2 separate regions of the Homo sapiens genome follow, and region 1 is linked to region 2. Evidence: chromatin loops called from intact Hi-C (ENCODE). Cell type or tissue: heart left ventricle. All regions are shown on one strand. Each heading gives the region's core, and the rest is flanking DNA. Links, peaks and the distances in the headings are about the cores only.

Region 1 (2,906 bases), core at 232-2,731, 130 kb after region 2:
CTCCTGATGACAAGGACATGTTGCTCTGTACAGCCCTAAATATCCTCGGGGCAGTGACAAATACTTGACCACAAACGTTGAGGATAAAAGGGAAGGGTGTTTGATGCTAGGCAGGCTTGGGGTAACAAGAGCTGCTTCCAAACATAGCCCTGAGAAGGCCCTGTGGGGTGTCCTTTGCTCTGACCATCTCTGAATCAGCTGAGGCCAGGGTCTATTCCTGATGCCTCTGAAGACCTGAGCCAGGCCTGTCCTCCTTTGAGGGGAAATGTCTGATCTCCAAACACTGGCCTTAAAGCTCTTCTCTTTTCCTGTCTCTTTGCTACCTACGTCAGCTTCTTGATGCGTTTTCTTTTCCTTTTTATGAAACTCCTTACCAACAGGATGCCTTCTCCTGTGTACATTGTATCCAAGGTCTTCATAAATTTATGGACCCAGAATTGAAAAACCAAGGCTCATACCTATAATTCCAGCACTTCAGGAGGCCGAGGTGGGAGGATCGCTTGAGCCCAGGAGTTTGGGAACAGTCTGGGCAACATATGGAGACCTTGTCTCTACAAAAAATTTAAAAATTAGCCGGGTGTGCTGGCATGCACATGTGGTCCCAGCTACTTAGGAAGCTGAGGTGGGAGGATTGTTTGAGCCCAGGAGGTCAAGGCTGCAGTGCGTTAGGATCACACCACTGCATTCCAGCCTGGACCACAAAACAAGACCCTGGTTCAGAAAAAAAAAAAAAAAAAGATTAATCTCTCAGCACTTGGTCAGTTCCTGAAACCTAGGCATGTTTGATTTTTTGCCTCTTTAAAACATCCAAGCGCAAACCTTGACACCTGCATTTTATAAATAGCATAAGAGAAAACAGACTACTTAAGCTTAAAACCAAAAATTCAAGTGTGATCAAAAGGATTGCCTTGCTTGTGATGCATGGAGCAAAGAATTCCTCTTTGGAGTGTTGCTAAACGCTCCTGTCAGCTCCTGAAACTGGACCTGCAGTATCAGTTTTTTACCTGCTGTGAGATCAGTTGACAGGATCAACCAGCTTTACACCACGATCTCTTGTCCCCAAGGGAATGATGGATGCTATACTTTGGAAATGGGATACAGGACTTCGTAGCTACGCTTGCAAAAGGCATATCACACATGATGCTTGTTTACAATCAGTGATTTATTGACCATGAGGAATTTTGCCATGGAGAAATTAAGAAGAAGGAAAGGAACATAAAAGTATTTTTGAACCATGCATAGTGGCTTATACCGGTAATCCCAACACTTTGGGAGGCTGAGGAGGGCTGATCCCTTGAGACCAGGAGTTTAAGACAAGGCTGAGCAACCTAGTGAGACCTCACCGCTACAAAAAAGTTTTCAATTAGTTAGGTGTGGTGGTGTACACCTGTAGTCTCAGCTACTTGGGGAGGCTGAGGCAGGATGAGGCAGGAAGATTGCTTGAGTCCAGGAATTTGAGACTGCAGTGAACCATGACTGTGCCACTGTATTTCAGCTTGGGCAATAGAGCAAGACCCTGTCTCAAAAAAAAAAAAAAAGAAAAGAAAAGAAAAAAAAAAGGACTGGATCTGTGTTGGCTTACTGTTATATCAGTAGCAACTATTTTAGCACCTAGCTCATAGTAGATGCCCAATAAAAATGTATCAACTGAATGAATGAAAGAAAATGATAACTTATATCAGAAGGAAATCTACATCCTTGATATCACTCAAAAAAAATTCCTGTGGCCAGTAGGTGGGGCCACAGTTGTCACTATTAGCTGGCTTGGAGCATACATTATGGGTGCCCAGTTTACACCCAAATTTCCACTTTGCCTTTGCTACTGTAATTGCTGCCCCGTGCCTTTTTTTTTTTTTTTCTTTTTTTTGAGACAGTCTCGCTCTGTTGCCCAGGCTGGAGTGCAGTGGCGGGATCTCAGCTCACTGCAACCTCTGCCTCCTGGGTTCAAGTGATTCTCCTGCCTCAGCCTCCCGAGTATCTGAGACTGCAGGCATGCGCCACCACACTCAGCTAATTTTTGTATTTTTAGTAAAGACAGGGTTTCGTCGTGTTGGCCAGACTAGCCTTGAACACCTGACCTCAGGTGATCCACCTGCCTCAGCCTCACAAAGTGCTGGGATTACAGGTGTGAGCCACCACGCCCAGCCCTCAAAGTAGATTAAACAACAAAAGAGACATCTTGGTCCCTGCCATTGGAATGTCCAGAAATGATGCTGGCTTCAGGAATGACTTGAACCCGCAGCCCAATGGCATGATCAAGAATCAATGTTCTTTTTATCCCTCACTCTGACTGGAAGATCAGCTTCATCTGAAGACCAGCTTTCCTCCTGATGATGGGATGGCCACCAGCCATAGCTGGGGCTTCATGCATCCACACCCACATCCAGTGAAGGGAGAGTGGGGAGGTCTCCCTCCAGGCCCAAGTAGGAGTACTGACATTCAGTGTGATTAAGCTGGCTTGGGTCATAGACTCACCCCTGAACCATGATGCCACCAGGAAAATGGAATGTGGCCTTTGTCTTGGGTAAAACAAGGCCTCCTGCTGAAGCTACAGAGGATCAGTTTCCCCCAAAGCACATGAGTTGCTCAGGTGAGGGGCTGGATTCTGGAAGGATGTGTGGGCCCTACTGGGAAGGTACATGGATGCTGGCCAGGTAGGCAATCAATCAGTGGACATCTAATAAGTGATATCTGGAATGATGCAAGGAATGTGTCAAAAATGTCTCTTCAAATTAAGATTCTACCCAGGGCCGGGCATGGTGGCTTATGCCTGTAATCCCAGCACTTTGGGAGGCCGAGGAGGGCAGATCACGAGGTCAGGAGATCGAGACCATCCTGGCTAACACGGTGAAACCCCGTCTCTACTAAAAACATAAAAAAAAATTAGCCGGGCGAGGTGGTGGGCG
Region 2 (2,906 bases), core at 258-2,757:
TGCAAAGACCTGGAAAACCTTAAAACATAAAAGTAAAATCATGACTCTGATACAGATATAAAAATGAGCACATGCTAAAGATTTTATTTAATTCAAGAGGAAACAGGCAGATATTATAACTGGTTCAAAAGAGAATCTGAGGGCTGGACATGGTGGCTCATGCCTGTAATCCCAGCACTTTGGGAGGCTGAGGCGGGTGGATCACTTGAGGTCAGGAGTTTAAGACCAGCCTGGCCAACATGGTGAAACCCCCATCTCTACTAAAAATTCAAAAATTAGTCGGGCTTGGTGGTGTGCACCTGTAATCCCAGTTACTTGGGAGGCTGAGGCAGGAGAATTCCTTGAACCAGTGAGCCAAGATCTCGCCACTGAACTCCAGCATGCACAGCAGAGTGAGACCCTGTCTCAAAATTAAAAAAAAAAAGAGAGAGAGAGAGAGAATCTGAGAAACAGACATATTTTCAGATCAGGAATATTGAAATGATTATGTAAATGGAGAAATGCAGTCAAAACTGCATTTTCTCTAGTGGGGATTGTGGGAAGTCAACCAACTTCCACCAGACAGAACATAACTTGCATCGATTACCTACAGTTTTCAAAGAGGTGTAAAATACCTCAAAGATAAGGAACAGGGTTGGAATCAAGTAACATGGCTTTCTAAATGTGCTTCGTTTTCCATTAAGACGCAAATTTCTTCTTCTGCTTGCCTCATCCTCTTCAGGAAGTAGAGTTCTGGCTAATTTTTTTCTTCTTTCAATTCTGTACATATTCTCTGAGTTTTCTAGCTATCACTAATTCAAAGTGATTTGGAAAAGCTGGAATTCTTTTTCTCCTTGTTGGGGCGAGGATGGTATCCTGTCCCAGGCTAATCCTCTATTATTTCATCCATGGGCTCTATTTACTGAAGTTTTCGTTAAATGTGTCATTGTGATCATAAGCTAGCATGATGCACCCTCTTGTTCCATTTGTCACGGTTGCACATGGACATTGATTTTAAGCCTTGAGCTCTCCGGTAAGGCAGGACTGGCCCAGGCATGGTCTACGAGATGCTACAGGAAGCAGAGACTTTCTAGACGTTCCCTTAAAGATAGTCAAGACATCCCCATGAAGACGTTCCCTTAAACTAAGGAGAAATTTGAGTCTGGGGTTCGGCGTTGCCAATTCTCTTAGCATAGAGCCTCTTAACCGCTAGACCAGATAGAGACATTTCAAATGGCTCCTAAATTTGGGGAGCGCGTAGGCTCATGGGAAATAGAGTCACGGTATTTGTCCTGGGACCGGCGGCGGGTCCCGGGAGGCGGACTTCCGGTGCATTCCTGCGCATGTGCACCCCTCTCTGTGTGCGTGTTCGCGCATGCGCGCCGCGGCCGCAGTGCCCTCGCTTCCTGTGCGTCCCCAGGTCACCGCTCGCCCTAGTTCCCAGGCTTTGGCCTCCGGTGGGCGAGAATCGCGGAGCCTGCGGGGCTGGGCGCCGAAGAGCCGGGCCGGCACCCAAGCGGGCGCGGGGCTGTGCGGGCCAGGCGGAGGCTCAAGCGGGGATCCCCGAGCACGACCCCCGGAGCCGACGGCGCTGGGGCCCAAGGGGCCGGCCGGGCGGTGACGACGGCGGAGGCGAAGGGGCGGCGGGACCCGGGCCCGGCCCGTGTGCGTCCTCGACGGCCCGGCCCCGGCTCCGCAGGACGGTGAGCCCCAGGGAGACGGATCTGGGCTCCGGGAGGGACGCCCCGCCTGGATTTGTCCCGTAGGCCCGGCCCGGGCCCCTCTGGAGCAGAACGGCCTTGGTGAGGTGGACAGGAAGGGACCTCGCGAGCAGACGCGCGCCCGCGACAGCAATCCCGCCCCGGCCTGTCGGGAGCGGTGGGGCAGAGGCTGCGGAGCCCCAGGAGGGTAAGTCGTGGGTTTGCGGGCCCGGGGCGAGAAGGGCCTGGGTGAAGTCACCGCGTGTAGGGCACCTTAGAGTGAGGGACAGTGGAAGGTCTCGATCGCTTGCAGGAGTGACGTGTGTTTGGGTTTGAAGGCAGGGTCCGGCGAGGACGAGGCTTACGGGGGCGTGGGGGGTGTCACCAGCCTCAGCTGCGGACGTTGTCTCCACTCCCCCCTCACCCCAGCAGCCCTTCCTCCTCTCTCTGCTCCAGATTGCTACCGTATCTAAACGTCCGTCAGCACCTCTGTTCTCTCATTTAAGTGCTGATTCCCCCTTAGGTCTGCTCTTGTGGAATCATACGTTGTAGTGCAGGAACAGCCTGCAGGAACTATCTCTTGCTGCCTCATTTGCTAGGGGAAGGGCCTTAGCAGGTGGGTGACTTGTCCGAGGTTTTGTGGGTGGAGTTGCTCATAGTAGAACTCTGGAGTTTTATCTCCCAGGCCAGTGTTCTGTCCCCCGTATCCTAGTTAAGTGAGCGTAAGTTCTTCAATAAAAGATCCTTTTGAGTAGCACACTGAAGTTTCTGCAAATAAAGACTCAATTATGCCGACTGTATTCCTTTATTTAGGGCATCCTGTGGATTTTCTGATCTTTATTTAAAAGAGTAAGAAAATAGATGAGTATTACAGAATTCATTTTTTGTTGTTTGTTTTTTGTTTGTTTGTTTGTTTGTTTTTGAGACAAGTTTCGCTTTGTTGCCCAGGCTGGAGTGCAATGGTGCCATCCCAGCTCACTGCAACCTCCGCCTCCCGGGTTCAAGCGATTCTCCTGCCTCAGCCTCCCGAGTAGCTGGGGTTACAGGCGCCCGCCACCACGCCCAGCTAATTTTTGTATTTTTACTAGACATGGGGTTTCACCATGTTGGCCAGGCTGGTCACCAGAATTCCTTTTTAAATCTTGCATTTAATGATGGCAGATTATTTCAGTAGGATCCAGTATTCATTCACCATGAGAATCTCATCCACTCAGTCACAAGGTAGCC

What was found. Hi-C counts contacts between places; a loop is a spot of excess contacts. Peaks named below come from ENCODE experiments on the same cell type or tissue, not always from the same donor. Only the 100,000 strongest peaks of a DNase experiment are listed, where the experiment ranks them.
Region 1: it touches region 2 in a loop (4-fold over the local background); 13 of 110 quality-filtered maps call a loop at or near these places.

What each region holds. Positions count from the first base shown.
Region 1 is chr7:6,573,524-6,576,429 of GRCh38, reverse strand. No RefSeq gene overlaps it. Among named protein-coding and RNA genes, the nearest start is that of ZDHHC4, 2.5 kb to the left of the region's middle. In heart left ventricle, for the core only: a CTCF peak has its summit at 1,752 (motif pointing right); no DNase peak of the experiment used is centred there.
Region 2 is chr7:6,705,413-6,708,318 of GRCh38, reverse strand. ZNF12 (zinc finger protein 12) reads left to right here and starts at 1,372. Exons shown (of 5, transcript NM_016265.4): 1 at 1,372-1,887. RefSeq lists an enhancer at 1,204-1,703 and a silencer at 1,397-1,756. In heart left ventricle, for the core only: no CTCF peak of the experiment used is centred there; DNase peaks (open chromatin) are centred at 1,338 and 1,758; H3K4me3 peaks cover 2,227 bases; H3K27ac peaks cover 1,545 bases.